Linked DNA regions of Homo sapiens: region 2 is linked to region 1. A link is an interaction called in ENCODE POLR2A ChIA-PET data of the cell type or tissue named here. Cell type or tissue: OCI-LY7. All regions are shown on one strand. Each heading gives the region's core, and the rest is flanking DNA. Links, peaks and the distances in the headings are about the cores only. Region 1 holds the start of EVA1B (eva-1 homolog B). Region 2 holds the start of THRAP3 (thyroid hormone receptor associated protein 3).

The links. ChIA-PET counts read pairs that join two places held together with the same protein. Peaks named below come from ENCODE experiments on the same cell type or tissue, not always from the same donor. Only the 100,000 strongest peaks of a DNase experiment are listed, where the experiment ranks them.
Region 2: POLR2A ChIA-PET joins it to region 1 with 5 read pairs; 10 of 35 experiments call an interaction of 5 or more read pairs at or near these places.

The regions. Positions count from the first base shown.
Region 1 is chr1:36,323,324-36,339,234 of GRCh38, forward strand. It overlaps EVA1B (eva-1 homolog B), which reads right to left and starts at 322. Exons shown (of 3, transcript NM_001304762.2): 1 at 136-322. It also overlaps a transcript of SH3D21 not described here. RefSeq lists an enhancer at 1-475 and silencers at 1-269, 360-589. In OCI-LY7, for the core only: no CTCF peak of the experiment used is centred there; a DNase peak (open chromatin) is centred at 6,738; H3K4me3 peaks cover 1,295 bases; H3K27ac peaks cover 1,283 bases.
Region 2 is chr1:36,223,129-36,239,039 of GRCh38, forward strand. It overlaps THRAP3 (thyroid hormone receptor associated protein 3), which reads left to right and starts at 1,315. Exons shown (of 12, transcript NM_005119.4): 1 at 1,315-1,377. RefSeq lists enhancers at 112-281, 492-791, 705-1,232, 1,192-1,401, 1,233-1,761 and a silencer at 942-1,061. In OCI-LY7, for the core only: no CTCF peak of the experiment used is centred there; no DNase peak of the experiment used is centred there; H3K4me3 peaks cover 1 bases.

The DNA of each region.
Region 1 (15,911 bases), core at 5,209-9,208:
CGCCGTCCCGGGGCGGGATGGAGGATAGGGACGCTGAGCCTCCACGCCCCAGGCGGGCTCCGGGAAGGGAAGCTGCCTCTCTCCTCGCCCGGCCGCCCCGCGGGGACCCACCGGCCCGGGGCCAGGCCCACTCACCGTCAGCGCCCCGCTTCCCGGCTGCCCGGCCCCAGCGCGTCCCGCGGCCGCATACACTGGGTCCGGCCGCCCCCGCCCGCTCGGGTCCCGCCGCCCCTCCGGCCCCGCTGGGCTCCCAGGCCGCGGCAGCACGGGCGGGACACGGACCGAGGGACCAGCCGGCGGAAAGTTTCCTCCGAGGAAAGAGGAGGGACGGGGCGGGGCGGGGCGGGCGGGGAGGCGGGGAGGAAAAGGGCTGGGAGAGGAAGGGGAGAGGAGCGGGCAGCCGGGAGGAGGGAGAGCCCGGCCCGCGGGCCGTCCGTCCCCCACAGGAAACCGCCGGGGAGGCCGCGGCAGGGACCCGCCCCCAGGCCACTAACAGCAACAACAGAGAGGCTGGAGCTCTGCCTGCGTGCGGGCCAAGGGCTAAACCTTGGACAGGTTCTTTCACTTACTCCGCCTGACAACCCTGCGACGTGATACCATTATCCCCACTTCGCAGATCAAATAAACGGAGTCTTGGAGAGATTGAATTGACTTTACCAAAACCGTCAGGATTTGAATCTGCTGCTCTCTGATCCTAAAGCCTGAGCTAGAAACCACCGCTCCCCCTCCTAGGAGGCCCCTTCCAGGCAAAGCTGCTTCTCTTCCCCAGACCCATGCTGGACTGGAAGGGAGGGGACTGTCCACCCCTCCTTCCAGGGCCCAGGCTTGAATGTGTCCCCTGGCCGAGCTCTGGTCTAGTCACGCAGGGTTAATGATTGTTGGACTCCAGCTTTGAGCCAGGGCCCGGCCAGCAGTCTCGCAGACCCCAGCGTGGGGCCTCTGTGCCTGCGAGCTCCTGCGCTCTTGTGCACCAAGCAGCTTGTGGCGGCTTGTGGCAGATCCCACCCCATCCCGTCCCCCACCCCAAGGCTAAACCTGCCTGTGCTCACACACGCATTTCCCACCTGGGCTTGTGCATGCAATGTGGTGTGTGATCAGTGTGTGTGGCGGGGGGCTTCCTTCTGCCCTGTCTCCACGGGGCCCCCCCATCATGGACCTCCCCTCCCTTGCTGGAGCTAGAATGAGGGGGAGGCCGCCTTGGCGGGAGCCTTAGAGAGGAGGAGGAAAGGGGGAGAGGAAATTGCAGACATAGCTGAAGGCGCTGCCTGAGGCCTGTGGGCCAGCGACCCTCTCCCTGTCCGGGCTGCAGACCCCTACTCCCCCAGTCCCGAGACTGGGTTCAAGTAGAGGGCAGATCTAGATGGGGGAGGACTAGGACTGACTCCTATGGGGATGGAAAAGGGACTCCTGGGTGTCTTTGTGACTGTTTAGTGTGTTCTGTGAATGTGCGGGCAGGTATTTTTGCCCACATCTGTATATTTGTCTATTAATGTGATGTATTTGAGTATTGTTGTGGGGGCGGGTATGTCTGTATATAAATCTGTGCAGCCACTAGTCAACAAATACTGTGTATGCCTAGCACTTCCTAGTCTAGTCCACAGCATCTGTGGGTTTAACCAACTTTGCATCAAAAATATTCAAAACCAAAATTGCATCTGTGCTGAACATGTACAGACTTTTTTTCTTATCATTATTTCCTAAACAATAGATATATTTAATTTTTTTTCTTTGAGACAGGGTCTCACTCTGTCACCCAGGCTGGAGTACAGAGGTGCTATCTCAGCTCATTCACAACCTTTACCTCCTGGGCTCAAGTGAGCCTCCCATCTCATTCTCCCAAGTAGCTGGGAGGGACCACAGGCGTGCACCACCATGCCTGGCTAATTTTTGTAGAGATGGGGTTTTGCCATGTTGCCCAGGCTGGTCTTGAACTCCTGGGCTCAAGTGATCCACCCACCTCAGCCTCCCAAAGTGCTGGGATTACAAGTGTGAGCCATCATGCCGGCCAATAGTGTATTTTCATAGCGGTTACATTATATTAGATATTATAAGTAATCAAGAGATGATTTAAAGTATACAGGAGGATGTGTATAGGTTAAATGCAAATACTGAACCAATTTATTTTACATCAAGGACTTGAGGATCCTTGGATTTTGGTGTCTATGGGAGGGAGGTCATGGAGCCAATCCCCTGAGAATACTGAGGGACAGTTTTTTTTTTGTTGTTTGTTTTTGTTTTTGAGACGGAGTCTCGCTCTGTCACCCAGGCTGGAGTGCAGTGGCGCGATCTCGGCTCACTGCAAGCTCTGCCTCCCAGGTTCATGCCATTCTCCTGCCTCAGCTTCCCAAGTAGCTGGGACTACAGGCGCCTGCCACCACGCCTGGCTAATTTTTTGTATTTTTAGTAGAGACCGGGTTTCACCATGTTAGCCAGGATGGTCTCGATCTGCTGACCTCGTGATCCACCTGCCTTGACCTCCCAAAGTGCAGGGATTACGGGCGTGAGCCACCGCGCCCAGCCCTGAGGAATAGTTTTAATGGGGATTTAACAATAAACAGAACAGACACAAATCCTTGCCCTCATGGAGCTGACACTAAATTGGAGAAACAATAGAAGATAATCTCAGATGCTTCTAAGTGCTGGGGGGCATGACAGGATAGGGTAATGCGATGGACAACACCTGGGAGTGGCTCTCACAGGGACATCCACAGTGAGACCTGAATCCTAAGGAGGAGGCAGCTGTGCCAGGATCTGGGGAGAGTGTCTGGGCAGGAGTAAGAACATGCTTGGGATACCTCCCTCCAAGGGAAGAAAGCCACGCAGATGGTGTGTGGGTGCAGGGGAGAGTGGCAGGGGCTGCCCGTGCAGGGACTCGATGGCCTTGTTGATGAGCTTTTTCTTTCTTTCTTTCTTTTTTTTTTTTTTGAGACGGAGTTTCACTCTTGTTGCCCAGGCTGGAGTACAAAGGCGCGATCTCTGCTCACTGCAACCTCTGTCTCCCGGATTCGAGTGATTCTCCTGCCTCAGCCTCCCGAGTAGCTGGGATTACAGGCATGCACAACCACACCCTGCTAATTTTGTATTTTTAGTAGAGATGGGGTTTCTCCATGTTGGTCAGGCTGGTCTCGAACTTCTGACCTCAGGTGATCTGCCCACCTTGGCCTCCAAAGTGCTGGAATTACAGGTGTGAGCCACCGTGCCCGGCCAGGAGCTTGGTTTTTAATGTAAGTGTGGTGGGGAGCTCCTGGAGCGTTGAGCAGGGGAGTGTCATGGCCCTGTGACACATTTTGGAAAGATCCCTGTGGTGGCTCAGTGTAGGGTGGGCCACTGTGGGCAAGAAGGGGAGCAGGGAGGGTGGTGAGTAGGCTGGCAGCTGTCCAAGCCAGTGAGGGCGGGGCCGGTGGAGAGGCGAGAGGGCTCAGACTCAGGTGGTGTTCTGAAGGGAGTTCCTGCACTGGACTTGAATGTGAGGGAGAGAGGAGTTTAGAACACTTTCATACTGGGCTGGGGCACCTGAGGAAAGCCCATGTGGGGAAGCAGGTTTGGGGGTAGTCAGTTTCACTGTAGATAGGTTAGACTTGAAATGTCCATTAGATATCCAGGTGCAGGTGTTGGCAATGCAAGTAGAACCCCCAGGAATCTGGCTGAAAATGATATTTGAGAGTCCTTACCACATAAGATGGATTTACCACCCCAGAAGTGGATGAGACCGAACATCTGGGGTAAGGGGGCAGAGAGAGAAGGGTCTGAAGCTCGAGCCCATTGAGGGGTCTCCTGGAGGTGAAGTCAGCAAGGAGAACCAGGCCAGAACAGGGATGTGATCAGCCATGTGTGATTGGGCTGAGAGGTGAAGATGAGGCCAGAATTTGCCCACTGCCTTGGCCGAGATTTGAAGACCATCAGCAATATTGAGTTTCTGTGGGTTGTATTCCTGTTTCTTCAAGGGGTGTATGTCAGTGACTGTTTGCACAGGTAGCTTATTTATGTGCAGCATTGCTGGGAGTGCATGAGCATGTTTAATGCCTGCCATCCACGGGAATATCGGTGTGTGCTACAGTGTGCTTGTATGACTACGTGTGTTGTGTGCCTCAGTGCCTCAGTTCATGTGGCACAGACCTGTGTCTGTGAGAGTCCACATGTGTGCTCCTCTATGTGCAGTCTAAAATTTTGGATCTGTTTCTGTCAAGCTGTTTCCATGCACCTCTGTGCTACGCAGCTCTCTGTATCTCTGCCTGCAGGCAAAAGTATGTTTGTGTCTGGGTTGGTATGTGACATATGTGTTTGGAGTGGGTCAGGTATGACTCAGCCCTAGTGGAGCAGGATGAGGGTTGAGATGATGGTTGCTGGTTGCTTCAGAGAGAGGGACGCACATTAACCAGAGTGCTGTCTTCTCCAGGGGCTTGCCGTGGCCAAGCCAGGCCAGGTGGGAGAAGCGGCAGCCTTGCCCTGGAGGGTTTTGAGAAGCACTGCTCCTGGAGGCCCTGGGGAAGGTCCCTGAAACCTTTGGCCAATGTGGCTGTCCCCATGGTCCACATGCCCTCCCCACCCCCTGCCTAGCTGCTTGACTGCCTGCTGCTCCCCAGCCCACCAGCCTGTCCGTGGGTCAGCCCAGCCACCCGCTTCGGATCTCTGCACGTGTGTCACCTGCTGTTCTGGCCCTCATCCCAACTATCCACCTGCCCATCTCCTCCCTACCTCCTCGCTGCCTATCTGCCCAGGACTTATCTGCTGTCTGCTCACCTGCCTGCTTGTTGACTGCTTCTCTGCCCTCCTATCTGCCTGTGAGACTAGAGATTTGTCACCTTGGAAAGCACGGAGAGTACTGCTAAGATGAAACACAGGAAGGACAGGCCTTGATGGAAGGTTGGGGGGCCGAGAGATCCAGAGCCTATGGGAGGGGACTTGTGAGTGCTGGCATATTCAGGACCCAGTGCAAACCCAAGCACAGCTCTGCTCCCGGCCCCAGTGGCCAAACTGAAGGCTTGCCCTGGCTATTCTGCCGTTGACATGGGCCTCACCCTACCACGGGGATAGGTCTTGGATGGAGGGAAGAGGGAGACTCACCGGGGGCCTCCTGAGTCCTTTGAGTGTCCCCATGACCCCAGCACCTGGGACAGCTGCTGGAAAGAGGGTACTGGCAAAAATTTGCTAAATGGACAATCATAGGCCCAGTGTGGTGGCTCACGTCTGTAATCCCAGCACTTTGGGAGGCCGAGGTGTGCAGATCACTGAAGTCCAGGAGTTTGAGACCAGCCTGGGCAACATGGCGAAACCCCATTTCTACAGAAAACTACAAAAATTAGCTGGACACGGTAGCACACACCTATAGTTCCTGCTACTCAGGAGGCTAAGGTGGGAGGATCGCTTGAGCCCAGGAGATCAAGGCTATGGTGAGCCGTGATCGTGCCACTGTACTCCAGCCTGGATGACAGAGGAAGACCCTGTCTCAAAACAAACAAAACAACAGCAACAACAAGAAAACAATAATAGGGACATTGAGTACCCTTTCTGGCACCTGGCACTCTGCCAAATGCTATGCACACTCCGCCCTTCAGTCTTCCCAGGAACCCTGTGCAGTTTGTAGCGTGGCTCACATTTGCCAAGAAGGAAGTGAGGCTCAGCGAGGTTAAGCAGTGCCTGTGGAGTCACATGGCTGCAAGTAGTGGCCTGGACTGGACTGCAGAGCCCATGCTCCCCACCGCTTTCCATGGGGCAACTCTAGGCCATCATTCTCCACCCCTCAGACCCAAAGCTGCCTTTTCATAATGCTTGCTGTTGCTCCCTTTATGCTCCTGAAATGAAATTTATGGCTAATATGCCAGCCTTTACATCTAATTAAAAATCATCCAATGGTTTTTTTGTCCTTATTAATATATAAGAAATAAAAGGTAATGATAATGTGTTTGTGAAGTGCCCAGTTGCTGGGGAGGTCACAGCTCTGTGTACAGACTGATGCTCGGGTGTGGTGGTGTCAACGTCTGAAACGATGAATTTGGTAAAGTTCTGAACACAATGAAGTGCACGTTTCCTTCTCTTTACACAGTAGTTGCATTCCTGGAAAATTCAATGTATAGTAGAATGCATACACTCTTTGTGTTTATATGCAAAATGGAGTTAGAGCCTTGGCTCTGGTAATGAAAAACAAGCCTTTCACTTATGTTGTGCAGGATGTAGAATCTGCCTTCCTTCCAGGGCTGTCTGGAGTCCCTGGCGCCACCCTTGTAACTGCCAGTCATTGTGATGACCAGTCCCCTCATCCCTTCCCCCACAGTGGCCACAACAGGAAAGATTCCCGCCCTTATTCATGGAGCTCAGCGTTTGAACAGGGGAGACGGGCATGATCAATAATTGGATATATGTCAGGTTGTGATGAACACAATGAAAAAAAAAATGAGTAAGGGGTTAGAGAAGTCCAGGTGGACAGGTGAGGGAAGGCCTCTCTGAGGAGGTGGTATTCTGAGCAGACACCTGAATGAGGCAGGGAGTCATGGAAATACCTGGGAGAAGAGCCTTCGAGAAAGAATAACCAGTGCAGAGTGTTAGGGTCACCCCGACCAGTTCCCCTCCTTTCGCATAGGTCTTACAATACAGTCCTTTGTGACCTCCGCACAGCTCCCCCAGGGCTAAAGGCAACCCCCACTGCCGCCCTGCACTGACCCTTCCAGTAACTGTTTGTCCAGAAGACTTCAGCTGAACTGGCAAACAGTTCCAGGATGCGGTCAGAACACCTGCTAACCAAAGCTGGCAAAAACATCACCAGGATGCAGTCAAGACACCTGCACCCCCAACTCGGTTCACACACCCCGACCCAGTTCCTCGCCCTGTAAAGCCCTGCTGCAGTCTGTAAGCAAGGCTGCCTCCTCTGCCTGTCAAGGAACAGCCTGGCAGGACAAATAAAAATTGCTTGCCTGTCTTTGGGTCTACTCGTCGTTTCTCTTGGCTAACCTTTTATTTTGGTGCCAAAACCCAGGAAGGTGGTAGAGTTCGGCCTCCCTTTCTCTCTCTTTCCTAACCACCACCCCCACTTCCCTTGGCTGAACTCCCCCTTCCCAAACCTGCCAAAGACCCAGAGGACTTCTGGGACCCTCCCATTGTTGGTGACTTCATCCATCACTATAGTCTGCAAAGGGGTGAGTAAGAGAGACCCTTGCCATCTACCCGGGACCCTTGACCGTCTCTGTCTTCCCAAAAGACCCAGTGCTGGGCCAAGGGCTCCCTCCGGCCTCTAGGCCTCCGACTCCTCTGTTTCAGGGACGCCTGACTGGGTGGTTGCCTTCTGTATACTAAACAAGGCCCACAGGACTGGGGACGTCCTCTCCCCCGGTCCTTGCCACCGGCAGTCTCTCTCCTTCCTCAACCATCTCCTCCATTCACCATGGGAGCCTATCAATCTACTCTGTCTAAAGCAACCCCCCTGGGGTCACTTGTGCAACCTTGAGACTCTCAGTTTTTGTGCAAAAGTTTGTCCCAAGAGGCTTATTTTCTATTGTGATACGGCTTGGCCACAATATAAATTAGACATAGGCTCCCAGTGGCTTGAAAATGGTACTTTCTATTTCAATATACTCAGGGACTTAGACAATTTTTGCCATTGCGATGGAAAATGGTCTGAAATTCCTTATGTTCAGGCTTTCGTCACCCTCTGTAACCGCTCTTCACTTTGCCAATCCTTCTCCGATTTCCAAATCCTCCTCACCCGCTCTAAGCCCAATTTACTCTCAGCAGACCCCCCCTTCACAGCAAGCGACAACTCCTCCTTTGACCCCGCCGGCTTTCCACCTCCCTGGCAACATCATAATCCTCCATCAGATCATCACGATCCTCCACCATACACTCCCGCTCCTGCCTTATCTCTTTCCCCTCCCCTCTCTAACCACCCAGCTTCTGAATCTGATTCCTCCCCATCTCTCCACCTCATACCCGCTCTCGAACTGAGCACGTCCAACAACCAGTCTCCATACTTCCCCTCCGAGAGGTTGCCAGAGTTGAAGGAATCATTCGTGTCCACGTTCCCTTCTCCCTCTCTGACCTTTCCCAAATTGAAAAACATCTCGGGTCGTTTTCCTCCAATCCCGACACTTATATTAAAGACTTCAAATACCTTACCCAATCTTAAGAACTCACTTGGCATGATCTCTATATTGTCCTCTCTTCCACTATCTTCCCAGAAGAGAAGGAAAAAGTGTGGCTCACATCTCAGGCACATGCTAATGATCTTCAAGCAAGGCTTCAAGGATAGCCCCCATTTCTTTGGGCAAGCCCTACCCCAAGACCTTGCCTCGTTAAACCTATCCCCCAGCCTCCTTCTCCAGTATGTAGATGACCTCCTTCTCTGCAGCTGCTCCCTAAAAGACTCCCATGTCCACACTGCCACCTTTCTCAATTTTCTTGCTGTTAAAGGCTATAGAGTGTCCCCATCCAAAGCACAGCTTTCCACCCCTAGTGTGACCTACCTAGAAGTTCAACTCTCTACCGGGTCCCAAGCCATGACCCCAGCATGAGCAGCCTTAATGGGCAACCTATCTCCATGTTCCTCAAAAAGTGAAATTCTTTCCTTCCGAGGGCTAGCAGGCTTTTTCAGAATATGGATCCTCAACTTTGCCCTCTTAGCTCACCCCCTCTATGAAGCAGCCAAAGGCCCCCTAAAGGAGCACCTAAATCCCTACGACAACATAGCCCCTAGCTTCCACAAACTTAAAACCGCCCTTATAATCGCTCCAGCCCTATGTTTGCCTGATATTTCCCAGCCCTTCACCCTCTACACAACTGAAAGCCAAGGAATAGCCCTTGGCATACTTGGCCAACCAGAACGAAGTCCTCCATCTTTTGCCCCCATAGCCTAGCTTTCCAAACAGCTGGACAATACCATTTGAGGATGGCCAACCTGCCTCAGAGCTCTAGCGGCAGCTGCCACCCTGGCCATAGAAAGTAAAAAGCTAACATTCGGTCAAGATACCACCATCCACAGTCCACATAATCTATAAGACCTCCTTTCCTCCCAAGCATTAAGCATTCTCCCCCGTCCCACATCCAGCTTTTTCATGCCCTATTTCTTGACAACCCCGAGTTCTGTCCTGCCAAAAGTTCCCCCCTTTAACCCCGCATCTCTAATTCCATTATCTTCCTTGCCTCCTTCCCACTCCTGTACTGAAATTCTAGACCACCTGCAACCACACTTCCCTAACATCTCCTCTGAGCCTCCTATTGACCAACTATTGGTCAATATAATGACCAACTATACCCAGATGGCTCCTCTTCCGGAGCCACCGGCTCTCCCAAAATTGCTAGGTATGCAGTAGTTACCTTAAACCAAGTAATTGAGGCTAAGCCCCTACCCCTAGGAACCTCCTCCCAAAAAGCAGATCTCATAGCTCTCACCAGACCCCTTACCCTCTCCAAAGGCAAATGAGTCAACATTTACACAGACTCCAAATATGCCTATCACATCCTCCATTCTCATGCCGCCATCTGGCAAGAGAGAGGATTCCTTACTGCCCAAGGAACCCCCATCACTAACGGCCCCCTTATTTACCAACTTCTTCAGGCCTCACACCTCCCAACTAAAGCAGGAGTTATGCACTTTTGAGGACATCAAACAGGATCAGATGAAATCTCAAGAAATAACAGAAAGGCCGATAAGGCAGGAAAAGAAGACTCCCTTTCTTCTGTCCCTGCCCCCCTCCTCCTTGTTACCCCAGCAATCCAACCCAACCCAAGTACTCTCCCACCGAAAAGGCTTCACTACTACAGCAAGGAGCCTCCCTTCAAGAGGATTAATCAAAAATCAAGAGTTCGTCCTCCCCCAAGAGGAGACCAAGGAAATTCTGACTTTTTTTTTTTTTTTTTTAGACGGAGTCTTGCTGTGTCGCCCAGGCTGGAGTGCAGTGGTGCGATCTCGGCTCACTGCAACCTCTGCCTCCCAGGTTCACGCCATTCTCCCGCCTCAGCCTGCCAAGTAGCTGAGACCACAAGCACCCGCCACCACACTCGGCTAATTTTTTGTATTTTTAGTAGAGACCGGGTTTCACCATGTTAACCAGGATGGTCTCGATCTCCTGACCTCGTGATCCGCCCGCCTCAGCCTCCCAAAGTGCTGGGATTACCCGCGTGAGCCACCGCGCCCGGCCTAATTCTGACATCTCTTCACCAATCCTTCCATATTGGTGCGCACCCCCTGTACCTGCTCTTTCGCCCTTATTTCTCCTCCCCCCGTATATTCACCTCACTAAGAGACATAACCTCAAACTGTCCTATATGCTCTGTTACTTCCTCCCAAGGGGCCTTCCGCTCTCCCTCCATCCCTACACATCAGCTCAGAGGAACACTTCTAGGGGAGGACTGGCAAGTGGACTTCACCCACATGCCTCCCGTCAAAAAAAACCCAAATATCTTCTTAGCCTCATGGACACCTTCTCAGATTGGGTAGAAGCATTTCCTACCCCGTCGAAAAAAGCTGCAGAAGTCTCTCAAATTCTTATAACAGAAATCATCCCTAGACTTGGTCTCTCTCGGTCCATACAATCAGACAATGGCCCTAGCTTTATCTCCCAAATCACCCAACAAGTCTCCCAGTCCCTTGGGATCCAGTGGCGCCTCCATATCCCATACCGAACCCAGTCATCCAGAAAAGTCGAAAGGGCAAATGGAATTCTCAAGACTCAGTTAACCAAAATAACTCACTCTTGAAGTCAAAAAACCACGGACCTCCCTTTTACCCATAGCACTGGCCCGCATCAGAGCCAGTCCAAAAGCCCCCTCCTTCCTCAGTCCCTTTCAAGTAATGTATGGACACCCTTTCCTCTTACAAAACATACCCCCACTAACTCTCACCTCCCAATACTCTCCCTCATCCGTCATCTCTTCCGCGAGCAAGCTGACCAGGCCCTCCCAAAACCCCACCAAGGTCCCGCCGACCAAACTCTCCTCCCAGGAGAGTATACTTCCTAAAAACCGTCACTCCAACAAACTTTAAACCAAAGTGGGAAGGCCCTTTCCAAGTTCTTCTCACTACCCCCACTGCAGCCAAGCTGTCAGGACGTAACTCTTGGTACCATCTTTCCAGGTTAAAAAGGGCTCCTGCAACTGACCTGCCACCGACTGTTCCCTGTAAATACTGTAACCAGCTGTTCCCTGTAAATACTCCAGCACCCTCCTTGGACCAACCTGACTCAGCCTTACACCCATCCCAGAAGACGCCAACCCACCCCCTCCGCCAAGAAACATAACAGATAAGTTACCACCCCTTACTGTTAAATATCGAAACCCTCATTAATGGGAATCATTTACTGCACTGCCCTTATAGGAGTTGCCTTACTTACTCTGCTCTTTGCCGTAGGAAGAGATACTGTAACACCCCCAGGGTGGAACTCTAGCTTCATAATCCTCCTCATAGCAGAATAAAGGCCACTAATAAGTGACTGCCCCTCCTAAATGTCCTGCCTTTGCCCTGTCTTGCCACTTCACTCTCTTTCTTACCCAGAACAACCCACCCTCACAGCACTCCTTAACTGGGTAACTGATCTCACCTTCCAAAGAGCCCTATTCGTGAGTTTAGCCCAGGTGAGACCAATTTCTTCACCTTCACTCTTATCCTTTGCCTGCTTACTCCTCCTTCCCTTCTCCTCCTCACTACGACTCCATCTACAACGAACCATCCAACAGGCACACACAATACTTAATCAAACCAATCCTGACCTCGCACGTAACTGCTGGTTTTGTGTCCATTCCTCAGAAACCACATCAAAAATTGCCTTCCTGGTCCCACTTAAAGATTGGACCCTTACCAACCTGACACTCCATCCTCACTATCGAAGCTTCGGAGGGGTAAATGCACTTAAAAGTTATAAAACCAACCTCACCCGCTACACCTCCAGGAGCAAACTTATCTTAGGGACACTTACATCTGATGCCAAATTAGACCAACAGGCACCCCTTTGTATACAGCACGACCTTCCCTCAGGAACCCCTTTAGGCACTCTCCCCACCGGCTCATGTAACTACACCCTACAACTCAGCCCACCTGCTGGTATCCAGCCGCTAACAGTATACAATCCCACTCAAATACTCAAAATTTCTGGTCCCCCAAAAATACAAACCACTAATCTCAACACAATAAACTCAGGTTTCTGCATCAATCCACACAAACCCTGTATGATAATTGCAGGATGGACTCCATGCCCTAGCCCCCGCCCAGCCTCCAACTGTCCACAACTCAGGTAGCCAGAGCCCCCACTGGGGAAAAACTTTTAGTGGACACATAATATTTCCTCCTACACTGGGAAAACAAAACAGTAGGGCTAGCCAACTAACCTCAACCCATCCCTTCCAACCACTCACCGGGGCGGCCCTGTCTTCCTCTCTCTCCGCTTGGCGATCAGAAAACAAGATCCTAAAGCCCCTCTTTGCCAAAGACCTCCAATTTTGCCTTCCTAGCCAGGGCATATTCTTTCTCTGTGGCACTTCCACCTAGCTCTGCTTACCCACTAACTGGACAGGAACCTGCACGCTAGTCTTCCTTAGTCCAAAAATAGACATAGCCCCTGGGGATAGACCCTTACCCTTCCAAATTCAAACATTATCCCGCAGACGCTGAGCCATACAGCTTATACCCCTGCTAATAGGGTTAGGCATTATGGCAGCTGCAAGAACTAGAGTCGCAGGAATTGCAACCTCTACCTATTACTACAAATCCCTATCCAAGGACCTCTCTGATAACACTGATGACCTAGCATCCACTGTATCAACCCTCCAGGCCCAACTAGACTCCCTAGCCGCAGTAGGTCTTCAAAGCCGCAGGGGCCTCGATTTACTTACCGCAGAAAAAGGAGGTATCTGCGTCTTCCTAGATGAAGAATGCTGCTTCTATTTCAGTCAGGCCTGGTTCAAGATGCAGTTAAAAAATTAAAGGACCGGGCTCAAAAATCAGGGAAAACAGTTCTTCCCCCTGGCCCTCCTGGCCCCTATGGCCCTTCAGCTCCTGGGCCTCCTGGCTACTCCCACTCCTTGGACCTGTCATAATCATTCTCCTTCTAATCTTTGGGTCCTGCCTCTTATGTCTCTTTACCCAGTGTTTTCTTAATTTTTTATTTATTTTATTTTATTTTATTTTTTTGAGGCAGAGTCTCGCTCTGGCACCCAGGCTGGAGTGCAGTGGCGCAATCTCTGCCCACTGCAAGCTCCGCCTCCTGGGTTCACACCATTCTCCTGCCTCAGCCTCCCAGGTAGCTGGGACTACAGGTGCCCGCCACTATGTCTGGCTAATTTTTTGTATATTTAGTAGAGACGGGGCTTCACCGCGTTAGCCAGGATGGTCTCGATCTCCTGACCTCGTGATCCACCTGCCTCGGCCTCCCAAAGTGTTGGGATTACAGGCGTGAGCCACGGCGCCCGGTCTCTTTACCCAGTTTTTACAGAAGCGCATCCGAGCCTTCATCCACAGAACCATACAAGACATGATGCTACTCCAAGAATACCAACAATTTCAAAGCCAGAACCCAAACCAACCCCTACCTTCCAGCCTCTCCCCCTAACCACCGCTCCCTCTCAGCTAGAAGCAGCCTGATGAGAACAACGCCCCCTTTTCTATCAACTATTAAAAGCTGGAATGTTAGGGTCACCCCGACCAGACTGTTCTCCTCCTTTCGCAAAGGTCTTACAATACAGTCCTTTGTGACCTCCGCATAGCTCCCCCAGGGCTAAAGGCAAACCCCCCGCCACAACTGACCCTTCGAGAGTAACTGTTTGTCCAGAAGACTTCAGCTGAACTGGCAGACAGTTCCAAGATGCGGTCAGAACACCTGCTAACCAAAGCTGGCAAAACTATCTCCAGGACGCAGTCAAGACACCTGCACCCCCAACTCGGTTCACACACCCCGACCCAGTTCCTCGCCCTGTAAAGCCCTGCTGCAGTCTGTAAGTGGGGCTGCCTCCTCTGCCTGTCAAGGAGCAGCCTGGCAGGACGAATAAAAATTGCTTACCTGACTTTGAGCCTACTCATCCTTTCTCTCGGCTAACCTTACACAGAGGCCGTGCGGTGGAAGCATGCTTGGCTTGTTCAGGATCAGGGGGCCCAAGCAGCAGGAATAGAGTGAGGGGTGAAGGGCTGAGAAGGTGGGGAGGTACCCAAGTGTGCAGACTCATGGTGTAGAGCCTTACAAGCCACACAGACCTTTGGATTTTCTCCTGCATGGAGGGTAAGCCATCAGAGGGTTGTAAACAGAAGAGGGACACAGTCAGGTTTTTAAAGGCTCACTCTGGCTACCACGTGGTGCCTGGACTGTGGCAGGGGAAGAGTGGGAGACCAGGAGGCCAGAGATGGAGGCTTAGGGTGGTTGCAGTGGAGCTGTGACAAATGGTCAGATTCTGCCCGTGTTCTGAAGGTAGGGCCAGCCAACAGGAGTAGCAGTGGATTGGACATGGGGTGTGAGAGAGAAGGATGAGAGGGAGGGAGGGAAGGAGGGACGGAGGGACAGAGAAAGTCAGGCCAACTTGGCTTCAGAGCCTGAACAATCCAGCCACCAAGACCATTCCTCACTCCCTTTCCACTTCTGCTAGTTTGACAGGTCCAGCCAGTGTCCCTGGCTCTTCCCAGGGACACTGGAGACCAGGGTGGCCAAAGGGGATGCCAGCTTCGCAGTTCTCATTTGGTTTGACCTTTCAGGAGCACGCGAGTGGTCAGTGTGGCCGCACTGGTCCCACCCATCCTTCTGGTACTTTCTTTTTCCTTTGCTGCCACAGGGCTCATAGTGAAACCTGTGAGGAACAGCGATCCAAGAAGTTCACTTTTGTTTTCGTTAAATTGACCAACTCACAGCCAAGAAACAGTTTAGATCAATACACCAAACTGTTCAGGAGTGCCAGAGTGTACAGGCCCAGACCCAGGTGCTGAGGAGGTAAGGGTGAGCAAAACGAAGCCCCTGCCTGTAGGGCGCTTGCTGTCTAGTGTTTTGCTGAATGTAAGAGTGACACGTGTAGGTGTCCAGGAGGTATCTGTGCCCTGAACAGAGGCTTAATGGGTGGCGGGACAGGAGTGAGGCTGAACATAGAGACAAGGTCCAGAGCTGAGAGTGGCACTGGTGGGCTGGGAGCAGGGGCACCTCCCAGCAGAGCATCCAGGATGGGTAAGGCATGGGCCAAATGTAATGGGCAAAATCTTTGGACAGCTGGCTGCTGGGGCAGGTGTGGAACTGTGAGGTGGAGGAGTGAGGGGCCTGGGGCTGTGCTCTGAAGCACTGCAGAGGATCAGAGCCTTCTCACATCTTGGAGGTGCCCCTCTTGGTCTGTGGACCCTTGACTGGGAAGGGGCTCTGCCTGCACAGATCTTGTTCCTTGAGTGGCCTGGGTATGGGCTCCTGGACACAGAAGTGTGTCCGCGTGGGTGCTGTGGTGTGCCGGGGGAGGGGCCAGCCTACCTCTAGCTTCATTGCTAGAATGAAGTGCAATCTGCAAAGTCTAAATTTTTTTTCTTTTTTGAGATGGAGTCTCACTCCATTGCCCAGGCTTGGAGTGCAGTGGCGTGATCTCGGCTCACTGCAACCTCCACCTCCCGGGTTCAAGCAATTCTCTGCCCCAGCCTCCTGAATAGCTGGGATTACAGGCACCTGCCACCATGCCTGGCTAATTTTTGTATTTTTGGTAGAGACAGGGTTTCACCATCTTGGCCAGGCTGGTCTTGAACTCCTGACCTCATGATCCACCCGCTTCGGCCTCCCAAAGTGCTAGGATGACAGGCATGAACCACCGTGCCCGGCCCAAAGTCTAAATTTAAGCAAAGGAAGGAAGGAAAGAAAGGAAGGAAGGAAGCCCTTGGCTTCCTATTGAGGAGAGGGAGGGGGAGGGTGGAGCAGGAAGAGGCCTGGCTGGGCCTTCTCCTTCCCTGGCTGCCCTGGATGGGCACATGGGCAGTCTGTCTG
Region 2 (15,911 bases), core at 4,090-8,089, 100 kb before region 1:
TAAATAAATAAATAAATAAAAATAAAATCAATTAAATTAGAACGTTTTAAGAAGCACTGCGCAGTACGTCGACCACAAGAAGTGCTCAAAGAAGGAAGAAAGAGTAAGCCGTGTGCAAGGAATGCTGCCGAAGCCACTAAGGGCAAGGGCTGATGTGGCGTGGTCTGCTACTTGAGTTGAGCCTTGCAGCTTTTCTCTTAGGAAGAGCATTAGATTTCTTTATTAATTGATGTGTACTGTGTCTACTTTTCTCTGGAGGTGCAGAAATCCATCAAAACTGATCTCGGCTCTCAAAGAGCTCACAGTCTTGTCGGGGAAGGCCCCGATACTTACAGAGTAAGATGCAAACTTACTGTGGGAACACAGGCATAGGGAGGAGCTAGTCAACTTTGAAAGCATCACAGATGACCTATGAGATGGGTCTTAAATGTTCAGAGACACTAGAGCAGAAATTCCGGAGGAAACCAGCCTGTGCAAAACTGATAAACGCAGAGATTCTCAAATTTGTAGGTGGGTAAGAATCACCCGAGAGATCGGTTTAAAATGTAGACTGCAGGGAGACACTCCCCGGTAAACTTTTGGTTCAATACCCCAGTAGCACCCATTTTAACAAACTTCCCAGGACGACAGTCAGAAAATCATAGTTACAGAAGGCAGGCTGGGGAGAGGCGGTTTCTGGGTCTCCGAATGAGGTCACACAATTAAAATTAAAAAAACGAAACCAAACCAACCCCTCCATTTGCGTTGCGCTTTCAGGGTGCTTGAGGCTTTCCTGTGCCTTACTTTGTCGGAGCCTGGCAACATCGCTGTGGGGTAGAAATTACAAGTCTCATTTCACAGGGGAGGAAACAAGTTTAGAGAGGAGGGATGAATTTGCTCAAGGTCACAAAGCGGAAGGGAGCGCAGCAGAGACCAAAAACAGGGAGACTCGACTTCCAACTCGGAAGCTTTTCAACAAGGCAAGCTGGCCCGGAGTGGGTGGGGCTCAGACTCTCCCTCCAGGCTGGTTCCAAAATGGTGGGGGCAGTGGCGTCAGCAACGCCCCCGCCCCTTCCGTCCACCGCCCTCCTCCATCTCCAGGCCACCCAGGCGGGGGGAGGGGACGGCCCCGAGCAACCCACGTGACCGCCGACAACCGAGCGCGTGACGCAAAGCGGCGGGCCCAACGCTCGCCTTGTCTTTTGGGAAACGTAGTTCTGATGGCAGCCAAGTCGGCCAGGAGAGGAGGGCGTAGGACTACATTTCCCAGGAGGCAGCGGGTCTACGCCGTCGCCGTCGTCGGAGAGCGGAGACGCTGGGCGCGCTGTGGGGCGGGGGCGAGGTTCGGGCTGGTTGTTCCGTTGCGAGCTGCAGCTGCGATCTCTGTGGTAGGCCCAGGTGAGTGAGCGCCTCTGATGGAAGTTAGGGCAGCTTAACCGGCTCTAGTGGTTTCGTCTCTTATCTTTTTTCCCCAGCTGCTGGTCAGGGGCTCGGGGAAGGCCTGGCGTGGAGTCGCTCCCCCCAGCTTACACCCTGGCCTCTTCTGAGCGGGCTCCGTTCCCTCCGGCTCCTCCCCTTCCCCGCCCTTTAGGTCTTCCCCTGGCCCCGGCCTAGCTCCCAAGGCTCTTGGTCGCCTTCTCTGCAGAGCAGCTCCTACGCCGCTTTATCTTGCAGTCGGCCTGGGGGCGGCCACTCCCTACTCCTCCCGTTTTGGTCGTATGAACCCCGTTATTTGGATTTCTTTTCCCGGAACTCCCGAGTGCCCTTCCCCCCACCCAGTCCCCATTGGCCTGGTTCGGTCTTCTCCTAGGGCGCATGTGGCTGCCACTCAGTAAATGTTAGTACCGCTTCCGTTCTTTCCAGCCTGGTGGCCAAAAACGGGATAGTCCAAATTTGTCTCCTACGGGAATATTAGAGTTCTCACTTTTTTCTTGGGCTGGAGCTGAGGCCGGCTTGCATTCCAGTGGCAATCGGCGTGAGTTCTGCTTATATGAGGTGAATTATTTTGCTTCTCTTAGCACCTAAGCAACTTTTATCAACTGTTGTCTTTGACTTTACAAATCTTAGGGGTGGAGCATGGCAGCAGAAGCTGGGGAGCAGCAATGGTGCACAGAAGTTGGAAGCCATCAGTGGCAGTACAGTGTTTATGGGGAATTTGTTACTTGGGGTGAAGGGAAAGCCTCTGAGAGTATAGAAGGACCTGGCAAGAGAGAGGCAGTGAAGCTTCTGTTGGGAGCATAACAGAAGTATCCTGAACCAGTTGGCTTGGGTTTAAATCTTGGCCCTGCTATCTTTTGATCTTAGGTCAAGAGTCTTCATCTCCAGCTGCCTCAGTTTTCTTATCACTAAAACAGCAGTAAGTAACAGTGACCCCTTTACAGGGTTATTGTGGAGACTAAATGAGATAAAATAAAAATCACTTAGCCACTGTTAAAAAGTAATATCATCATTTATAGGTTTTTTTTTTAGAGTGTGCGCCGAGAGAGATGAGGCGTGTATCACACCGTTATTTTTCTTCTGTTTCAGATGACCCTGACTTTTTTCGTTTGTGGAAGTACTGTTGTAGTCTGTTCTGTAATTCTAGACAGTCTGACGTGTGTATTATGATTTAGAAGCTTGTTAAATAGCCAAAACCGGCTCCTGCCATGAACAACTTGTGGAGCAAATCGGGCTCAGTTTGTTCTTTGCCGGGAGATGTATTTTGTGAGCCAATGTTCATACGTTAATGATAAGTTTTACTGCAGCCATTTGGGCTTAATTGCATTTTGTAAGAGAGTTGTGTTGAGGTTTCTGTAAGAAGTGATTTGATTAAAAACCTCTATATCCAGTGTAATTCCATCTCTTTGTTTTTTAAACGTTTTAACACCAGAGAAAGATCTCCAATTTTGGAGACTGATGTTTTTAGTTTTGTAGACTAGGTACAGTTCAATTTTAGCAGTGGTGATGGTAGTAGTAGTACCACCTTAGTGTATTTATTTAATACCAAATATATAGGTACTTTTAAATTTGGTTTAGCCTGCAAAATATGGATTACAAAAAGAGTGATCTATTTTGTTCCGAGGAATTGGAGGGAGGAAGCTTGGAATATTTCTGAGATTAGCACAGAGATGGGAAATGTTGATGACTGGGAGGGTACACAGACATACGATTTATTATTATTATTATTTTTTGAGACAAAGTCTCGCGCTGTCACCCAGGCTGGAGTGCAGGGGCACAATCTCGGCTCACTGCAACCTCCGCCTCCTGGGTTCAAGCGATTCTCCTGCTTCTGCCTCCTGAGTAGCTGGGATTACAGGTGTGTGTCACCACGCCTGGCTCATTTTTGTATTTGTAGTAGAGACGGGGTTTCACCATGTTGGCCAGGCTAGTCTTGAACTCCTGACTTCAGGGGATCACCTGCCTCGGCCTCCCAAAGTGCTGGGATTACAGGCGTAAGCCACCGCGCCCGGCCACGATTTATTATTTTTAGAATGGATAGTCCTAACCACTAAGCATTTTAGGGCGCTACCCTGTTTCTGTAGGGCATATTGACATCCTGAATGCAAGGAAGTCTGGTTAATGCTATTCTCTCAAATACAGGGTTTTGGTGGATTTTTTCACACATATTCTATAAACATCTAAGATCTGTTCACTGTTTGACTCTGGTTGATTGGGTAATTTATTCAACAAATACTACTTGAGAGCCTGTCATTTACCAGCTTCTGTTGTGGGCCTGTGAATATATTAGGGTGTGATGACAGATGAGGTCTTGTCTTTTGGAAACTTAACAGGATTGTTGGGGGCGGGGAACACAAAAGGTAAGCAAATAAACTACAAATTGAGAAAAGTAACATAGAGGTGTCCAGTTCAGGACTCTGATAGACACTGAAAAGGGGGAGACCTAAGGGTGGTCAGTGAAGTTCTTTTTGGGGAGAGTGAGGAAACCAATTTGTAGGATGTCAAGGAGAGGGTATCCAGGTAGAGGAAACAGTAAGTGCACAAACTGGAAGATGGGAAGAATTTAGTGTGCTTTCAGAACTGAAGGGAGGCCAATTGTGTTTGACACTTTGGAGAGTGATTACAGATGAGTTGGAGAGAGAAGGTTATTAGGGAAGCCATTGAAGCCTTCTGATGGTAGGAAGGATTGCCGTCTCTCTCTTTAATATGTATAGACACATACATATATAACATTATTTACAACTTTTTTTTTTTTTGAGATGGTGTTTCGCTCTTGTTGCCCAGGCTGGAGTGCAGTGGCGCGATCTTGGCTCACTGCAACCTCCACCTCCCAGTTCAAGCGATTCTCCTGCCTCAGCCTCCCAAGTAGCTGGGATTACAGGGATGTGCCACCACGCCTGGCTAATTTTGTATTTTTAGTAGAGACAGTGTTTCTCCATGTTGGTCAGGCTGGTCTCAAACTCCCACGCTTAGGTGATCCGCCTGCCTCGGCCTCCCAAAAGTGCTGGGATTACAGGCATAAGCTACTGCGCCCAGCCTACAACAGATGGAGGGAGGAAGGAAGGGGTTTCAGGGGTGATTTATGTTTTAAAATCATTTCACAGAAGTATGGAAAATGGATTGTGAGGTATGTTAGTTAAGAGACCGAAGATGGTAGTTACCTGACAGAGCAAGAAAATAGAGATGGAAGAGCAAGAAGCAGAGATTGGAGGGTAAGTAGGTTTAATAGTCTCTGTAGGCTGCAGTGAGCCATGATCATGACACTGCATGCCAGCCTGGGCAACAGAGTGATACCTGGATTCGAAACAAGTAAACATATTCTGCATGGCAGGACACTCTTTTTGTTTTTGAGACGGAATCTCGCTCTGTTGCCCAGGCTGGAGTGTGGTGGTGCGATCTCGGCTCACTGCATCCACCGCCTCCTGGGTTCAAGCGATTCTCCTGCCTCAGCCTCCCAAGTAGCTGGGGTTACAGGCACCCGCCACCACACGTGGCCTCTTTTTTTTTTTTTTTTTTTCTGTTGGTGGAGTCTTCCTCTGTTGCCCAGGCTGGAATGCAGTGGCACTATCTTGGCTCACTGCAACCTCTGTCTTCCAGGTTCAAGCAGTTCTCCCTGCCTTAGCCTCCTGAGTAGCTGGGATTACAGGCGCCTGCCACCATGCCTGGCTAATTTTTGTATTTTTTTTTCTTGAGACAGAGTTTCTCTCTTGTCACCCAGGCTGGAGTGCAATGGCATGGTCTCGGCTCACTGCTACCTCTGCCTCCAGGGTTCAAGCGATTCTCCAGCCTCAGCATCCCAAATAGCTGGAATTATAGGCATCCGCCACTATGTCCAGCTAATTTTTGTATTTTTAGTAGAGACAGACAGGGTTTCACCATGCTGGCCAGGCTGGTCTCAAACTCCTGACCTCAATTGATCCGACCGTTTTGGCCTCCCAAAGTGTCGGGAAAGGTGTGAGCCAGCGCATCTGGCCTAATTTTTGTATTTTTAGTAGAGACGGGGTTTTGCCATGTTGGCCAGGTTGGTCTTGAACTCCTGAACTCAGGTGATCCAACGGGCTCGGCCTTCTAAAGTGCTGGGATTACAGGCGTGAGCCACCACGCACAGCCTGCAGCAGGACATTACATCCTTAATCTATGGCCGGTGGACTCCAGGGAGCCCATGAACTCTGTAAAATATTTTTGAATAGGGGTGCATTTTCTCAAGGAAAATGTGTTCTCCTTCTACCATATTCGTTAGAGTTTCAAAAAAGTTAAGAAACAATGTTCTAGACCATATAATGCAGCTTTATAATCCATAAAAATGTAGGCTGGGCATGGTGGCTCATGCTTATAATCCCAGCACTTTGGGAGGCTAAGGTGGGAGGATCCCTTGACCCCAGGAGTTCAAGGTATTAGTGAGCTATGATTGCGGCACTGCACTCCAGCCTGGGCGACAGAGCCAGACCCTGTCTCTAAGGAAGAAAAAGGTAATTGCTCAAGGCTTACCAAGGCAGTAAGAGACATGGGTACCCTTTCTAAAAGATTGACTTTATTAATTTTTCAAGGGAACTAATTTTTTTTTATTTTTTGAGATGGAGCCTCGCTCTGTTGCCCAGGTTGGAGTGCAATGGTGCGATCTTGGCTTGCTGCAACCTCAGCCTCCCAGGTTCAAGTGATTCTCCTGCCTCAGCTTCCCAGGTAGCTTGGACTACAGGTGCCCGCCACCACACCCGGCTAATTTTTGTATTTTTAGTAGAGACGGGGTTTCACCGTGTTAGCCAAGATGGTCTCCATCTCCTGACCTCGTGATCTGCCCGCCTCAGCCTCCCAAAGTGCTGGGATTATAGCGGTGAGCCACCGTGTCTGGTCTACAGTTTTTTTTTTTGTTTTTTTTTTGTTTTTTTTTTTTTGAGAATAAGTAGTATGTTTTAATGATGTGCTGTAGAAATTTTAGTTTCTTTTTGTCTAGAAGATAGGGGCTGGTTTTGCTCATAGTGAGGAAGCTGAAATTTGGTGAGTCCAATTTGACAAAAATTCATTTTCTAATGTTTTCTTTCTTTGAATTTTGTTTACAGTACATATTTTAAGTGTTCCAGAAATGGAGCTTTTTGTTTGTTTGTTTGTTCGTTTGTTTGTTTGTTTTGAGATGGAGTTTCGCTCTTGTTGCCCAGGCTGGAGTGCAGTGGCGCAATCTCAGCTCACCGCAACCTCTGCCTCCTGGGTTCAAGTGATTCTCCTGCCTCAGCCTCCCGAGAAGCTGGGATTACAGGCATGTACCACCATGCCCAGCTAATTTTGTATTTTTAGTAGAGTTGAGGTTTCTCCATGTTGGTCAGGCTGGTCTCAAACTTCTGACCTCAGGTCATCTGCCTACCTTGGCCTCCCAAAGTGCTGGGATTATAGGCGTGAGCCATCGCGCCCAGCCTTTTTTTTTTTTTTTTTTTTTGAGACAGAGTCTGTCTCTATTGCCTAGGCTGGAGTGCAGTGGTGCCATCTCGGCTCACTGCAACCTCCACCTCCTGGGTTCAAGCGATTGTCCTGCGTCAGCCTCCCGAGTCGCTGGGATTACAGGTGCCCATCACCACACCTGGTTAATTTTTTTTCTTTTTTTTTAGACGGAGTTTTGTTCTTGTCCAGGCTGGAGTGCAATGGCTCGATCTCAGCTGACCGCAACTTCCACCTCCCGGGTTCAAGCGATTCTCCTGCCTCAGCCTCCCGAGTAGCTGGGGTTACAGGCATGGGCCACCATGCCCGGCTAATTTTGTATTTTTAGTAGAGATGGGGTTTCTCCATGTTGGTCAGGCTGGTCTCAAACTCCTGACCTCAGGTGATCCGCCCGCTTCGGCCTCCCAAAGTGCTAGGATTACAGGCATGAGCCACCGCGCCCAGCCCTGGCTAATTTTTTTTGTATTTTTTAGTAGAGATGAGGTTTCGCCAAGTTGGCCAGGTTGGTCTTGAACTCCTGACCTCAGGTGATCCACCTGCCTCGTCCTCCCAAAGTGCTGGGATTACAGGCTGGAGCCACCGCGCCCGGCCTAGAAAAGGAGCATTTTAAGTGTGCTTTCCTTCAGTGATTTATTTTGTCAGATGTATACTCATATCTTTTGTAGTGTATTTTTCAGGTAATAGTGTTTCTTTGGAAGCGTAGGATGTGCTTTCTGCCACAGAGTTGAGTTATACCACTGAAAATACATGTATTTAGGCAGATGTTTTCAACCTCTGCCTAAAAAGTTTTATGGACTAAATCCAATCTGCAGATATATTTTCTTTGGCTCATACAGTGTTGTACATTTGAATTAGTTGTCAACATTTAAAAAGGAGATTTTGTGTAAAAATGTGGATTCAGGCTGCTTTTGAAAAAGCAGATCTGGCAGCCATGGATCTGCTTTTCTGTTTTGCAGCAACCATCTTTTATAGTTGGGGCATGTCATTTCCAATTTGCCCTAGACCCTGCCAACAGTCTGACATGTAGCCCTGACCTGGACAGAGTGTTAGTTGGTATTTACTATTTTATACCTTTCTATTACTTGTCTATTTTCCATCTTTTATTACCTGTTCTGGATATATCATAGAGGTCTCTGATACTCCCATTCATAGTCACTTTGCTGTCTTACATTATCATTGACCTTTTTTTTCTGTCTTGGTACCTTATATCCTTCGTTTGTTTCTTCTTAAAAAAAAAAAGATTTTAGGCAGCTTTGAAAGATGGAGTTGAAGCAATGCAGGGGGAACCCCCAAAACACTGAATTACTTTGTTTCCAAACTGAAGAAAAACAGACTTTTGGAGAGCATAGAGGCATTGGTCTCACCCCTGCCGGTGCCTTGTTTAGCTGGTATGTGTTCAGTGTACTCACTTTTGTTCTGCTTGGTTTGCTTTATAGCATCTGGAATGTTGTCACTGCATAGCTTGGCCTGTCTCAGAAGATAGAAGGCCAAGCAGAGTTGTTGAATGTCTCATTAATAAGACTTTTGGCTCTTGTCCTGAGACATAACAACTAAGGTTATTCTATTGTTTTTTAAAATAATATACTGCTGTGAAGTCCATTGTATTGTTTTCAGTAGTGCCATGTGATTTTTTTGTGTGTATGTGAGGTTAACAACTCAATTTCCTTTTTCTCGATTTTAGTAAAAAGGATGGCATGAATAAAGGATTGATAGAGGAATGCATAGAGGTGAGACTGTATTGTAAAGTTAACGAGGAAGTTTCTTTACTCAGGGTCTTTCCTTTATAGCAGGGCTTCACAGAAGATGGTCCCAGTTTATCTAAAGACTATGTCCTAGAGTCTTGACTAATTCCTTTGGCTTGAAAGACTATCGGCTATCAGAAAAAAACTTTTAATATGAAAGTGATTGAGGAATTGGTCAGATTCCGGTGTTGGGTTGCCCAATAGAGAAAAAGATTTAGTGGCTGGGTGTGGTGTGGTTCACGCCTGTAATCCCAGCACTTTGGGAGGCTGAGGTGGGTGGATCACTTGAGGTCAGGAGTTTGAGACTAGCTTGACCAACATGGCGAAACCCATCTCTACTAAAAATAGAAAAATTAGGCAGGTGTGGTGGTGTGCGCCTGTAATCTCAGCTACTTGGGAGGCTGAGGCAGGAGAATTACTTGAACCCGGGAGGCAAAGGTTGCAGTGAGCTGAGGTTGTACCACTATACTCCAGCCTGGGCAACAGAGGAGACCCTATCTCGAAAAGAAAAAAGTTAAATTTTTAAATATAAGAAATTCTTGTTTCAGGCATAAGATGACCCTTTACATAGCCTTGCTTTGTATACTCATAAGTTCTTATTACTTAAGTGTTAAAGAGTTGCTGTATCACCTTGGCTTTGGCAGTTTTGATGTATCTTTGTACACATGTATCTATTACATTGGGAAATGTCCTGAAAGAGGCCTTTCTTGACTCCTCTATAATAGTACTCCTCTTCAAAAACTGTTGCTGTTTCCCTCCCCAACCCTACATTATTACTATATGACATGATATTTATTTTTAATCTATCGTGTTTCATCCTTCACGTCTTTAGAGAGTAAGAGGGATTTGTTTTATTCAATGTTGAATCTAGTCACTACCTAGGACATTGAGTTACGTAGAAGAGGCATAGTAAATATTGAAAAAAGGATGAGTTAATATGGGAATAAGTAAATAACTGGCTTGATGGCATTCTCTGAAGTGCTCCCATTGTCAAGTCCTAGTTCACTCAGGTTCTGTTAAGTTAGCAGTTGAAAATAATTTGTACAGTGGTAGGTGAGTAGATTGCCAAGGGGCAAGAGGGTACTTTCTGGAGTGATAGAAATATTCTGTTTTGGTCGTGGTGGTGGTTACACAGTATGTTTTGTCAAAACTCATCGAACTGTATCTTTTTTTTTTTTTTTGAGACAGTCTCACTCTGTTGCCCAGGCTGGAGTGCTGTGGCGCGGTCTCGGCTCACTGCAACCTCCCAGATTCAAGCAATTCTACTGCCTGAGCCTCCTGAGAAGCTGGGATTATAGGCACATACCACCACGCCCAGCTAATTTTTGTGTTTTTAGTAGGGACAGGGTTTCACCGTGTTGGCCAGGATGGTCTTGAACTCCTGACCTCAGGTGATCTGCCCCCTCGGCCTCCCAAAGTGCTGGGATTACAGGCGTGAGCCACTGCACCTGGCCATCGAACTGTATTCTTAAGATGTGTACATTTATTGTGTGTGAATTAAAAAGTTGATTTGGCCTGGCGTGGTGGCTCACGCCTGTAATCCCAGCACTTTGGGAGGCTGAGATGGGCGGATCACGAGGTCAGGAGATCAAGACCATCCTGGCTAACATGGTGAAACCTCGTCTCTACTAAAAATAAAAAAATTAGCCAGGCATGCTGGTGGGCGCCTGTAGTCCCAGCTACTTGGGAGGCTGAGGCAAGAGAATGGCATGAACCTGGGAGGGGGAGCTTGCAGTGAACGGAGATCGTGTGACTGCACTCCAGCCTTCCAGCCTGGGTGACAGAGTGAGACTCCATCTCAAAAAAAAAAAAAAGTTGATTTAAGGCTGGGCACAGTGGCTCATAGCCTGGGCATGGGCAACATGATGAAACCCCACCTCTACAAAATAAAATAAAATAAAAAATTAGCCGGTGTGGTGGCATGAGCCTGTAGTCCCAGCTACTTAGGGGGCTGAGGCAGGAGGATTGCTTGAACCCAGGAGGTTGAGGCTGTGGTGAGCCAAGATTGCACCACTGCACTCTAGCCTGGGTGACAAAGTGAGACCCTGTCTCAAAAAAATAAAAAATAAAATAAAAATTTGTATTCAAAACCCATTCTATCAAGGCTATTCTGCAGAACTGCAGGTAACTATAGTAAGTAGGTTGTGATAATGATAGTTTTCTGAGTTGTCCTCCTCCTTCAATCAGAACAGTTGTGCATTTATATTTTATACTTTGAGGCTCTGCTTAACATTTCATTTTTTCTTTTTCTTTTTATTTTGAGATAGGGTCTTGTTTTGTCACCCAGGCTGGAGTATGGTGGCGTGATCACGGCTAACCTCAGCCTGGACCTCTTGGGCCCAGGGAGTCCTCCCACCTCAGCCTCCTGAGTAGCTAGGACTATAGGTGCCCACCACCATGCCTGGCTAATTTTTGTAGTTTTATAGAGACAGGGTTTCACCATGTTGCCCAGGCTGGTCTCGAACTCCTTCCTCAGCTTCCCAAAGTCCTGAGATTACAGATGTGAGCCACCACACCCGGCCAACATTTTATTTTTAAAAAGATAAAACTGATAAGTCCCCTAATACCCTTCTACCCTACCCCAGGGTTTATTCAAGCAGAGCACACATTTTGTGAAAGCCCTGGTGGGGCAGGGAGGTGTCTTCATTTCTTCCCCCCTGCTCACAGACAGATGGTGGTTGAAAAAATTCAGACATTACAGAAATAGGAAATGTAGAAAGTAAAAGTTTCTCATAATGTCATTCTTCAGGCCAGTGTTTGGATATATAGAAGAGATTTTTACTGTTATGGTATGTCGTATGTATATATATTTTTTCCTTTGGTACTAGATGAAGGTATTTCTGAATAGTAAAGATAAAGAGGAACCGTGGAGGAGAAATAGGGATGCACTTCTTGGGTTTGTTTATTATGAAAGCTTAATATTTAGCATCTTGCTTCAGAAGAACTTAAATTGTAAAAGCCTGTTCTGATAATTCATCTTTTCCTTGGAAATTTAGAAGGTGACATTAATTCTTGGGTTAATGGTGAATGCTTTGTCTTATTCATTGTGTAGAACCTAGCTTGCCTCTTCTCTTCCTTTATTTCTGTTTCAGTCTTTTTTTTTTTTTTTTTTTTTTTTTGAGATAGAGTCTCGCTCTGTCGCCTAGGTTGGCGTGCAGTGGCACGATCTTGGCTTACTGCAACCTCTGCCTCCCGGTTCAAGCAATTCTCCTGCCTCAGCCTCCGGAGTAGCTGGGATTACAGGCATCCACTACCGCGCCTGGCTAATTTTTGTATTTTTAGTAGATTCGGGGTTTCGCCATGTTGGCCAGGCAGGTTTCGAACTCCTGACCTCAGGTGATCCACCCGCCTTGGCCTCCCAAAGTTCTGGGATTACAGGCGTGAGGCACTATGACCAGCCTGTTCAATTTTAAATGGAGGTAGAAATCTCTGTCTAGCTGCAGGGGGGGTTATTGTGATGGTTAGATGATTAACCCAATGACAGGCACGTGGTAGGTATTCAGCACATGAATATCATTATAATTTTCTTTTTTCTGTGAAGATTTTGACACCATAGATAATAATATTATTGTATATGGAAACAAGAAGATAGATTGTTTGGTAACTATTTGGAAAAGGAAAGTAGTCATAAGAAGTTAAGTCTGAAAAGACAATGAGAAACACTCAGAACCCTCAACCCCACAGCAGTTGGAAAGAACAAAGGATACCAAAAAGGCAATATTTTAAGATAGTGAAGGATGGTGTAATTATTCAGTAAATGGTTCTAGAAAAATTGGTTGACCATTTTGAAAATTAGATTATTAATACTGACAAGTCTCATATGAAAACCAGAGAGATACAGATGAAATTGAGATACCATTTTCTTCCTGAGATTTCCACCGTGACAAAAAAATATGATGATTATTGTTGGTGAAGGTTTGGGGAAATTCTCAAACACTGCTGGTAGCAGTATAAATTGCTGTAGACTTTTCTAGAGGACAACACTATGTACTTCAAGGAACACACCTTAAGGATTTCCTATTGGACAGGTCCTTAAAGATAAGAATAATCATTACAGTATTATTTATGTAAGTGAAAAACTGATAGCAACCTAAATATATGCCACCATGGGACTGCTTATGGTACATTCATATAGTGGAATGCTAGGTAGAAAAGAGATGGAGACAGGAAAGTCATGTTTATTGACATAATACAGTGAGTTTCAAAAAAGTCCAGGATTAATGCTTTTGTTTGGTTTAAAAACCTTTATGTCGGACTGGGCGTGGTTGCTCCCACCTGTAATCCCAGGACTTTGGGAGGCCGAGGTGGGCAGATTGTGAGGTCAGGAGTTCAAGACCAGCCTGGCCAACATAGTGAAACCCCGTCTCTACTAAAAATAAAAAAAAAAAATTAGCTGGGCATTGTGGCAGGTGCCTGTAGTCCCAGCTACTTGGGAGGCAGAGGTTGCAGTGAGCCGAGATCGCGCCCCTGCACTCCAGCCTGGGTGACACAGCGAGACTCAGTCTCAAAAGAAAAAAAAAAAAAAACCTTCATGACAGACTGGGCGCAAAAACCAAACCTTTATGTCTCTCCATTTCCTCCTTGATCAGTGTCTATTAAGTATATGTTGAGCTCTAAAAATTTAGTTCATCAGTCATACTAGCTATATAGAACTACATAGATATAGGACATTTCATTCTCAGAAAGTTCTAGTAGAGAGACAGTGCTGGTATACATTGCCCTTTTTCTTCCTTTCTTCCCTTCCTTCTTCCCCCTTTCCTTTTCCTCCTTCCTTCTCCCCACTCCAGTCTTCCTTCCCCTCCCTTCCCCTGAGCTTAACTGATCCTCCCACTTCCCCCTCCCAAAGTGCTGGGATTACAGGCTTAAGCTACCACTGCACCAGTCTACCTTGCCTCTTCATATCTTTGTCAGCATCTTCTGCCGGGGCCGGCTAGTACATGCAGTTTTCCATCCTTAGATTTCACAGAAGAGTTTCCGAATTTCCTTTGTCATTTATGTATCACCATTTTCATATTAACTAATTAAACTCTACCTCTCAGCCCACAATGGACATGTTCAGAATGCAGAGAGAATGCTGTTACCTCTATGCTGAAAGTAAACAATTTGGGGACAATTTTACTGAACCTCTTAGCTCTGGAGTATGCATATATATAACTTTGAGTTTCTGTTCTTTAAAAACAATGCTGGGTGTGGTGGCTCACAGCTGTAATCCCAGCACTTTGGGAGGCCGAGGCGGGCAAATCACCTGAGGTTAGGAGACCAAGACCAGCCTGACCAACATGGAGAAACCCTGTCTCTACTAAAAACACAAAATTAGCCAGGCGTGGTGGCGCATCCCTGTAATCCCAGATACTGGGGAGGCTGAGGCAGGAGAATCGCTTGAACCTGGGAGGTGGAGGTTGCGTGCCATTGCACTCCAGCTTGGGCAATAAGAGTGAAACTCCATCTCAAAACAAAAAGCAGCTAGGTAGGGGCCGGGCATGGTGGCTCATACCTGTAATTCCAACACTTCAGGAGGCTGAGGCAGGTGGATCATCTGAGGTCAGGAGTTCAAGACCATCCTAGCCAGCATGGTGAAATCCTGTCTCTACGTAAAATACAAAAATCAGCTGGGCGTGTTGGCAAGCACCTGTAATCGCAGCTACTTGGAAGGCTGAGGCAGGAGAATCGCTTGAACCCAGGAGGCAGAGGTTGCAGTTAGCCAAAATTGCTCCACTGCACTCCAGGCTGGGTGGCAGGAGTGAAACTTCATCTCAAAAAAAAAAAAAAAAAAAAGGCTGGGCGCGATGGCTCATGCCTGTAATCCCAGCACTTTGGGAGGCCAAGGCAGGCAGATCACTTGAGGTCAGGAGTTCAAGATCAGCCTGGCCAACATGGTGAAACCCCCTCTCTACTAAAAATACAAAAGTTAGCCAGGCATTGTGGCGGGCGCCTGTAATCCCAGCTACTTGGGAGTCTGAGGCCGGAGAATTGCTTGAACCTGGGAGGTAGAGGTTGCAGTGACCCAAGATCATGCCACTGCACTTCAGCCTGGGTGACAAAATGAGACTGTCTGAAAACAAAACAAACAAACAAAAAAAAACAACTAGGTAGGAAATAGGTTTTTTTTGTGTGTGTGTGTGTTTTTGGAGACAACCTTGCTTTGTCACCCAGGCCTCAGTACAGTGGCATGAACATAGCTGACTGTAGCCTCAAACTCCTGAGCTTAAGTGATCTTCCTACATCAGACTCCTGAGTAACTGGGACTGCAGGTGTGTACCACCATGCCTGGTGATTTAGCAAAATTTTTTTTTCTTTTTTTTAATAGAGACGGGTTTCACCGTGTTAGCCAGGATGGTCTGGATCTCCTGACCTCGTGATCCACTCATCTCGGCCTCCCAAAGTGCTGGGATTACAGGTGTGAGCCACCGCGCCCGGCGATTTAGCAAATTTTTTGTAGAGACAGGGTCTCGTTTTGTTGCCCAGGGTAGTCTTAAACTCCTGACCTCCAGCCATCTGCCCACCTCAGCTTCCTCAGAGTGCTAGGATTATATGGGTAAAACATCGTGCTCAGCCTGAACTAGAATTTAGATTAAGTACCACATTTGATGTTACTTGATTTTTCTGTTTGTGGGAAATTTGGAAATTAGGCATTAAGTACTTGCCTATGAGTGCTAGGCATTTATTGGAATGGAAATATGTGGTATGAAAAATCTTTTTTGATTCGTATCATTTTCAGATTTAATTCCTATCCAGATTATTTTTTTAGGGGTAGACTAATTTATTGCTTAGATTGGGGCTTCAAGTGTTGCCTTCAGGATACTGGATATTTATGATGAGTGAGCTAAAGCTTGTTTAGTGTCTATTTTGGGGCTATGGTAGGCAGATCTCTTCCCACTGGTTAGTGTTATTACAGCTGTTGTGATGATCTCATTGAATGTAGCTAAAATGGACTTTTAGTCAGCAACACTTTTAGAAGATTTAGTGTAATGAGTGAGCTTTTCGGGCTTTTGTTTTGTTTCGTTTTTTTGGAGACAAGGTCTTATTTCATTGCCCAGGCTGGAGTGCAGTGGTGCAGTCATAGCTTACTACTGCCCCTCAAACTCCTGGGCTTGAAAGGTGACTCCTGATCCTGAGAGGATCGAGTGATCCTTCCACCTCAGCTTCACAAGTAAGTAGCTGGGACTGTAGGTGCATGCCACCATGCCCGACTGTTCTTTCTTTCTTTCTTTATTGTTTAATTATTATTATTATTTTTTGAGATGGAGTCTTGCTCTGTCGCCTAGGCTGGAGTGCAGTGGCGCGATCTCGGCTCACTGCAAGCTCCGCCTCCTGGGTTCACGCCAT